Linked DNA regions of Homo sapiens: region 1 is linked to region 2. A link is an interaction called in ENCODE POLR2A ChIA-PET data of the cell type or tissue named here. Cell type or tissue: Panc1. All regions are shown on one strand. Each heading gives the region's core, and the rest is flanking DNA. Links, peaks and the distances in the headings are about the cores only.

Evidence for each region. ChIA-PET counts read pairs that join two places held together with the same protein. Peaks named below come from ENCODE experiments on the same cell type or tissue, not always from the same donor. Only the 100,000 strongest peaks of a DNase experiment are listed, where the experiment ranks them.
Region 1: POLR2A ChIA-PET joins it to region 2 with 11 read pairs; 12 of 35 experiments call an interaction of 5 or more read pairs at or near these places.

Annotation. Positions count from the first base shown.
Region 1 is chr20:36,749,618-36,752,520 of GRCh38, forward strand. It overlaps DSN1 (DSN1 component of MIS12 kinetochore complex), which reads right to left. Exons shown (of 11, transcript NM_001145315.2): 11 at 2,178-2,903. Among named protein-coding and RNA genes, the nearest start is that of NDRG3, 5.0 kb to the left of the region's middle. In Panc1, for the core only: no CTCF peak of the experiment used is centred there; no DNase peak of the experiment used is centred there.
Region 2 is chr20:36,834,301-36,837,203 of GRCh38, forward strand. The region is part of intron 2 of MTCL2 (microtubule crosslinking factor 2); the gene reads right to left. Among named protein-coding and RNA genes, the nearest start is that of MTCL2, 28 kb to the right of the region's middle. RefSeq lists an enhancer at 1,113-1,172 and a silencer at 1,403-1,692. In Panc1, for the core only: a CTCF peak has its summit at 2,573; DNase peaks (open chromatin) are centred at 1,471 and 2,581; H3K4me3 peaks cover 1,013 bases; H3K27ac peaks cover 1,669 bases.

The DNA.
Region 1 (2,903 bases), core at 142-2,641, 85 kb before region 2:
CTCTTTGCTCCCTCCTCCAATCCTAGAACTGTGTGTGGCATATGGCGGGTACTCGGTAAATATATAAAGGAATAAAGAACAAATGTAGGTCCAAGCAAGGAGATGTCATTTCTCATTAACTGGCACTTGCGCCAAGGTTTAAGACTTAAGATTATGACTGGGTGTTTAACTGAAATGGGATTTGTCCCTTTAGTGGGATCAGAGAATAAGAAACATTTTATTTTGGCTGAGCACAGTGGCTCACACTTGTAATCTCAGCATTTTGGGAGGCTGAGGTGGGTGTATATCTTGAGTCCAGTTTGAGACCAGCCTGGGCAACATGGAGAAACCGCATTCCTACGAAAGTACAGAAGTTAGGCCAGGCACGGTGGCTCACGCCTGTAATCCCAGCACTTTGGGAGGCTAAGTTGGGTGGATCACCTAAGGTCAGGAGTTCAAGACCAGCCTGGCCAACATGGTGAAACCCCATCTCTACTAAAAATACAAAAATTAGCCAGGTGTGGTGGTGCATGTGTGGAATCCCAGCTACTCGCAAGGCTGAGGCAGAAGAATCACTTAAATCCGGGAGGCAGAGGTTGCAGTGAGCCAAAATGGCACCACTGCACTCCAGCCTGGGCAACAGAGGGAGACTCTGTCTCAAACAAAACAAAACAAAAATTAGTCAGATGTGGTGGTGCACACCTGTAGTCCCAGCTGTTTGGGAGGCTGAGGTGGAAGAATTGCTTGAGCTCAGGAGGTTGAGGGTCCAGTGAGCCATGAGCATGCCATGGCACTACTGCCTGGATTTATTTATTTATTTAGCTTGTTTTTGAGCCAGGGTCTTGCTGTTGTCTAGGCTGGAGTGCATAGGCACAATCATAGCTCGCTGCAGCCTTGAACTCCTGAGCTCAAGGGATCTTCCCGCCTCAGCCTCCTGAGTAGCTGGGACTACAGGCATGAGGACTACAGGCACACACCATCAAATTTTAAAAAATTTTTAAATTTTTTGTAGGGACAGGGGTCTCACCATCTTGCCTAGGCTGATCTTGAACTCCTAGCCCCAAGTGATCTTTCCACTTCAGCCTCCCAAAATGCTGGATTACAGGTGTGAGCCACCATGCCTGGCCAGAATAAGAAACGTAAGTAATAAATTAGATGGTGGGTTTTTTTGTGTGTGTGTGGCTTTTTTTTTTTTTTTTTTTTTAATTTTGAGATAGGGTCTCACTCTGTTGCTCAGGCTGGAATGTAGTTCTGTGATCATGTCTTGCTGCAGCCTTGGCCTTCCGGGCTCAATTGATCCTCTCACTTCAGCCTCCCAAGTAGCTGGAAATACAGGTATGCACCACCACTCTCAGCTAATTTTTGTATTTTTTGTAGACAGAGTTTTGGCATGCTGCCCATGGCTGGCCTCAAACTTCTGGGCTCAAGCGACCACTCACCTCAGCCTCCTGAAGTGCCTGGCCTAGTTGGTGTTCTACTGATAATTAATGCAGAGGTATATCTCAACACTACTGTTCACTTCAGCATCTTGGCAAAGAATCCTATTTTCTGTTAAACCCTCCTAGTTTTTTTGGTTTTTTTTTTTTGAGATGGAGTCTCGCCTTTTCGCCCGGGAAAAAGCACTGCCCAGGAGTGCAGTGGCACTATCTCAGCTCACCACAAGCTCTGCCTCCCGGGTTCAAGTGATTCTCCTGCCTAAGGCTCCCAAATAGCTGGGATTACAGGTGTGTGCCACCATACCCGGCTATTTTTTTATAGATATGGGTTACCATGTTGGCGAGGGTGGTCTCGAACTCCTGACCTCAAGTGATTCACCTACCTCGGCCTCCCAAAGTGCTGGGATTACAGGTGTGAGCCACCATGCCCAGCCCTCCCTCTTTTTTTTTTTTGAGACAGTCTCACTCTGTCGCCCAGGCTGGAGTACAAGGGCACGATCTCGGCTCACTGCAACCTCCGCCTCCCGGGTTCAAGCAATTCTCCTGCCTCACCCTCCTATCTGGAACTACAAGTGCACACCGCCACGCCCGGCTAATTTTTTGTATTTTTAGTAGAGACAGGGTTTCACCATGTTTCCCAAGCTGGTCGTGAACTCCTGAGCTCAGGCAATCTGCCCGCCTTGGCCTCCCAAAGTGCTGGGATTATAGGTGTGAGCCACCGCACCCGGCACTCCCTTTTTGTTTATACACTCAAAACATAGATGAAGACAAGGGAAAGCTTTTAATTATGTGCAATTTTATAATACAGATTATAAACAAATAGAACAATGAATAGTAGTACTTACTCCTTTCTTGTCATGAATCCAGGATTTAGGTCAACTCAATATGAAAAACTGAAGCACACTACAGACAACAGGACATAGAGAATGAGTGGTATTTCCTTCAAATTGAACATCTTGTGAAGTGACATATGTATCCCAATGATGCAAATAATGCTCAAAACTTTTTTTTTCATTTTTTTACAATTTTTAATTTTTTTTAAGACAGTGTCTCACTCTGTCGCTCAGGCTGGAGTGCAGTGGCGCAATTAGAACTCACTGCAGCCTCAACCTCCTGGGCTCAAACAATCCTCCCACCTCAGCCTTCTGAGTAGCTAGCACTACAGGCACACGCCACCACACCCAGCTAACTTTTTGTATTTTTTGTAGACAGGGTTTCACCTTATTTCTCAGGCTGGTCTTCAACTTCTGGGCTCAAGCAATCCACCCGCCTCAGTCACCCAAAATGCTAGGATTACAGGCGTGAGCCATTGCGCCCAGCCTCAAAACTCTTCTACCTAAAATCACCTTCAGAGCCATGCTAGAAAATTAGTATCATTCCTTTACAATCGGAATCCAACTTGGCCACTAAAATGTTTCCTTAGACTTGGTCCTAAATGATTTTTGGATTGTTTCAAAACCTGAAAAACACCTTCACAGGATAAAGATA
Region 2 (2,903 bases), core at 233-2,732:
CAAAGAAGGGAGGTAACCTGCACAGGTCACCTAGGAATGAAACCCAAAGCCAGAACATTTTCTCCAGCAACATCTGTATCTGAGGAAGGGGGCGTGCTCCTGGTGTGTCCTTGGCTTCCCACAGGAGTCACTTTAGACCAGAGTTTAGATCCCAGATTCCCTGGACCTGACCTCCTTGTATCCGGTCTCAGCTCCTCACGGGTCCTGGGAATGTATGTTGTGAACAAGCCCTCCTGGTGATTTTTATCCACCCTGGGAGGCTGAGATCCTGGCCTACCCTCGCCCCCAGACTACTAGTCTACTACTACTACCAACCAGTCCTACTAGCCTACTACTACTAGTAGTCCTACTGATGTATTGCTCAGAAGAACTTATACTTGCTGTGTGAGTTCTTCTCAGCAATAAGAAAACCACAACCAGACCAGGCATGGTGGCTCACACCTGTAATCCCAGCACTTTGGGAGGCCGACGTGGGTAGATCACCTGAGGTCAGGAGTTAGAGACCAGCCTGGCCAACACAGAGAAACCCCATCTCTACTAAAAATACGAAAATTAGCTGGACATGGTGGCGCATGCCTGTAATCCCAGCTACTTGGGAGGCTGAGGTAGGAGAATTGCTGGAACCCAGGAGGCAGAGGTTGCTGAGATCACACCACTGCACTCCAGCCTGGGTGACAGAGTGAGACCCTGCCTTAAAAAAAAAAAGAAAAAGAAAACCACAACCAATACATGTTTATTTCCAGACCTAGTATTTAATACTCTCTTCACTTGAATTATTTCATTTTATCCTCACAAAAACCTCTAGAGGGAGGGACTCATTTTATCTCCATTTTCCATGAGGAAACAAGCTCAGAGATGTGAAGGAACTTACCCAAGGCCACACAGCAAACGTGGCACAGCAGCTCTCCGCCCCGTGACCTTGCCCTCCTCATGCTGGGCAAAGGCCCCACCGAGGTTCTGTAGGTCCTGTCAACGGTGAGGACCAGCAGAGAGGGAGAGCTGGGGGTTGGGGGGGGGCACTGAGGCCTGTGGTTTTATTCATGACCCCCCACCCCACCCCACCAATACCCCTCTGCTCCATAAAACCACAGGAGCTCAAAAGCCCTGAGGATTCAGCTGGTCAAAAGCCACATTTAACAGAAGGGGAAAATGAGGCACCAAGCGGTAGGGGCAAGTCAGGGCATGGACCACGGAGCTGGCAGAGCAAGTTGGGGAAGTCCCAGAGGTACCCTCCTAGGCAGCGCCCGCCCCCTCCCCACTCGGGTCCATCAAGCCCTCCAAGACGATGCCAGGGAAAGCAGCATTCTGATAACTTCCCAAAACCCCCCAGAACGACCCCAGCACATGGGGCTCAGGGTGGTGGCCAGAGGTGTCCATCCAGCTCAGGCCCCAGGCCCGCAGATGAGCTCAGCGCTCCAGCTGCAGCGTGGGGAGAGGAGGGAGGGAAGGGCAAGAGGGATGCTGATTGGCTAATTCAAACCCCAACAGAAACGGCCCCTCCTCTCCGCCCAGACTCCGGAGAGCCACACACCCGCTCCCCACACCCGCCTCCCCGCCGCCGCCGCCGCTGCTCTAGCTCCACCCACGGAGGCGCCGCAGCCGGCAGCTAGCTCCAGGTCCCAGCCTCTCCTCCGCCTCTTCCTCATCTTTCTGAAGTCTGACATTTTTTTGTGTCCCTCCCAGAAATCCTCCACTATATGCCCAAACGCAGATTCCTCTGAGCTTCTCCAGCTATTCCCTCCCCCTCCCCATCTCCTCCCTACTGCCTTCCCCCACCACCCCCCACCCCTCCCAACCCAGTGATTGGAATCTGAATATGCCCGGGAGCTGCCCTGTCAAGTAGAGGTACGCTTTGAACTTGGAAACTAACTCATTCTTTTTTTTCTTTTAGAGAGAGACCTTGTCGCTCTGTCGCCCAGGCTGGAGTGCAGTGCTGCAATCATAGCTCACTGAAACCTTTAACTCCTGGACTCAAGCAATCCTCTGGCCTTGGCCTCCCATATAGCTGGGACTATAGGCACTTGCCACCACGCCCAGCTAATTTTTTTTTTTTTTTTTTTTTTTTTTGAGACAGAGTTTCACTCTGTCACCCAGGCTGGACTGCAATGGTGTGAGCTCACTGCAACCTCGGCCTCCCAGGTTCAAGCGATTCATCTGCCTCAGCCTCCTGAGTAGCTGGGAGTACAGGCGTGTACCACCACACCCGGCTCATTTTGTATTTTTAGTAGAGCCGGGGTTTCACCATGTTGGCCAGGCTGGTCTCGAACTCCTGACCTCAGGTGATCCATCCGCCTCGGCCTGCCAAAGTGCTAGGATTACAGGTGTGAGCCACCACCCCCAGCCTCTGCTAATTTTTTTTATTTTTTTGTAGAGATAGGGTCTTGCTATGTTGCCCAGCCTGATTTCCAACTATTGGCCTCTAGCGATCCTCCCACTTCAGCCTCCCAAAGCGCTGGGATTCTGGGATTACAGGCATGAGCCTCCACCTCTGGCGGAGACACAACCATTGGTTGCCTCATGTGTAGGACAGCACTACAATCCCATTGTGCACCAACAAGACCACAGGGGGCGCCAGCAGCTTCCTGGAACAGGCACTCCTGTTTACCTCCCCTGGTTCTGCTGGCCTTTGAAACCATGGCTCTCCCTGGTCCCTTAACAAAGGTTTTTCTTTTATATTCCACTGGAAAGGCTATAGGGCTTGAGTTTGCCAGTGTCTTCCAACAGAAGGGACTTCTCCCCAGGTAAGTGTGTGGCTGACTCGCATCCTGCCGCTCCCCTGGGTCCTCACAGGAGCCATCTTCTGCCACCTTCCTCTTTCCCCCTTCCTGGCTCAGGCCCACTTCTCCCTTGGGCCTTCACTCAGAAGTCACCCCTGCAGGAAGCCTCCCTAGGGCCCCATCCCA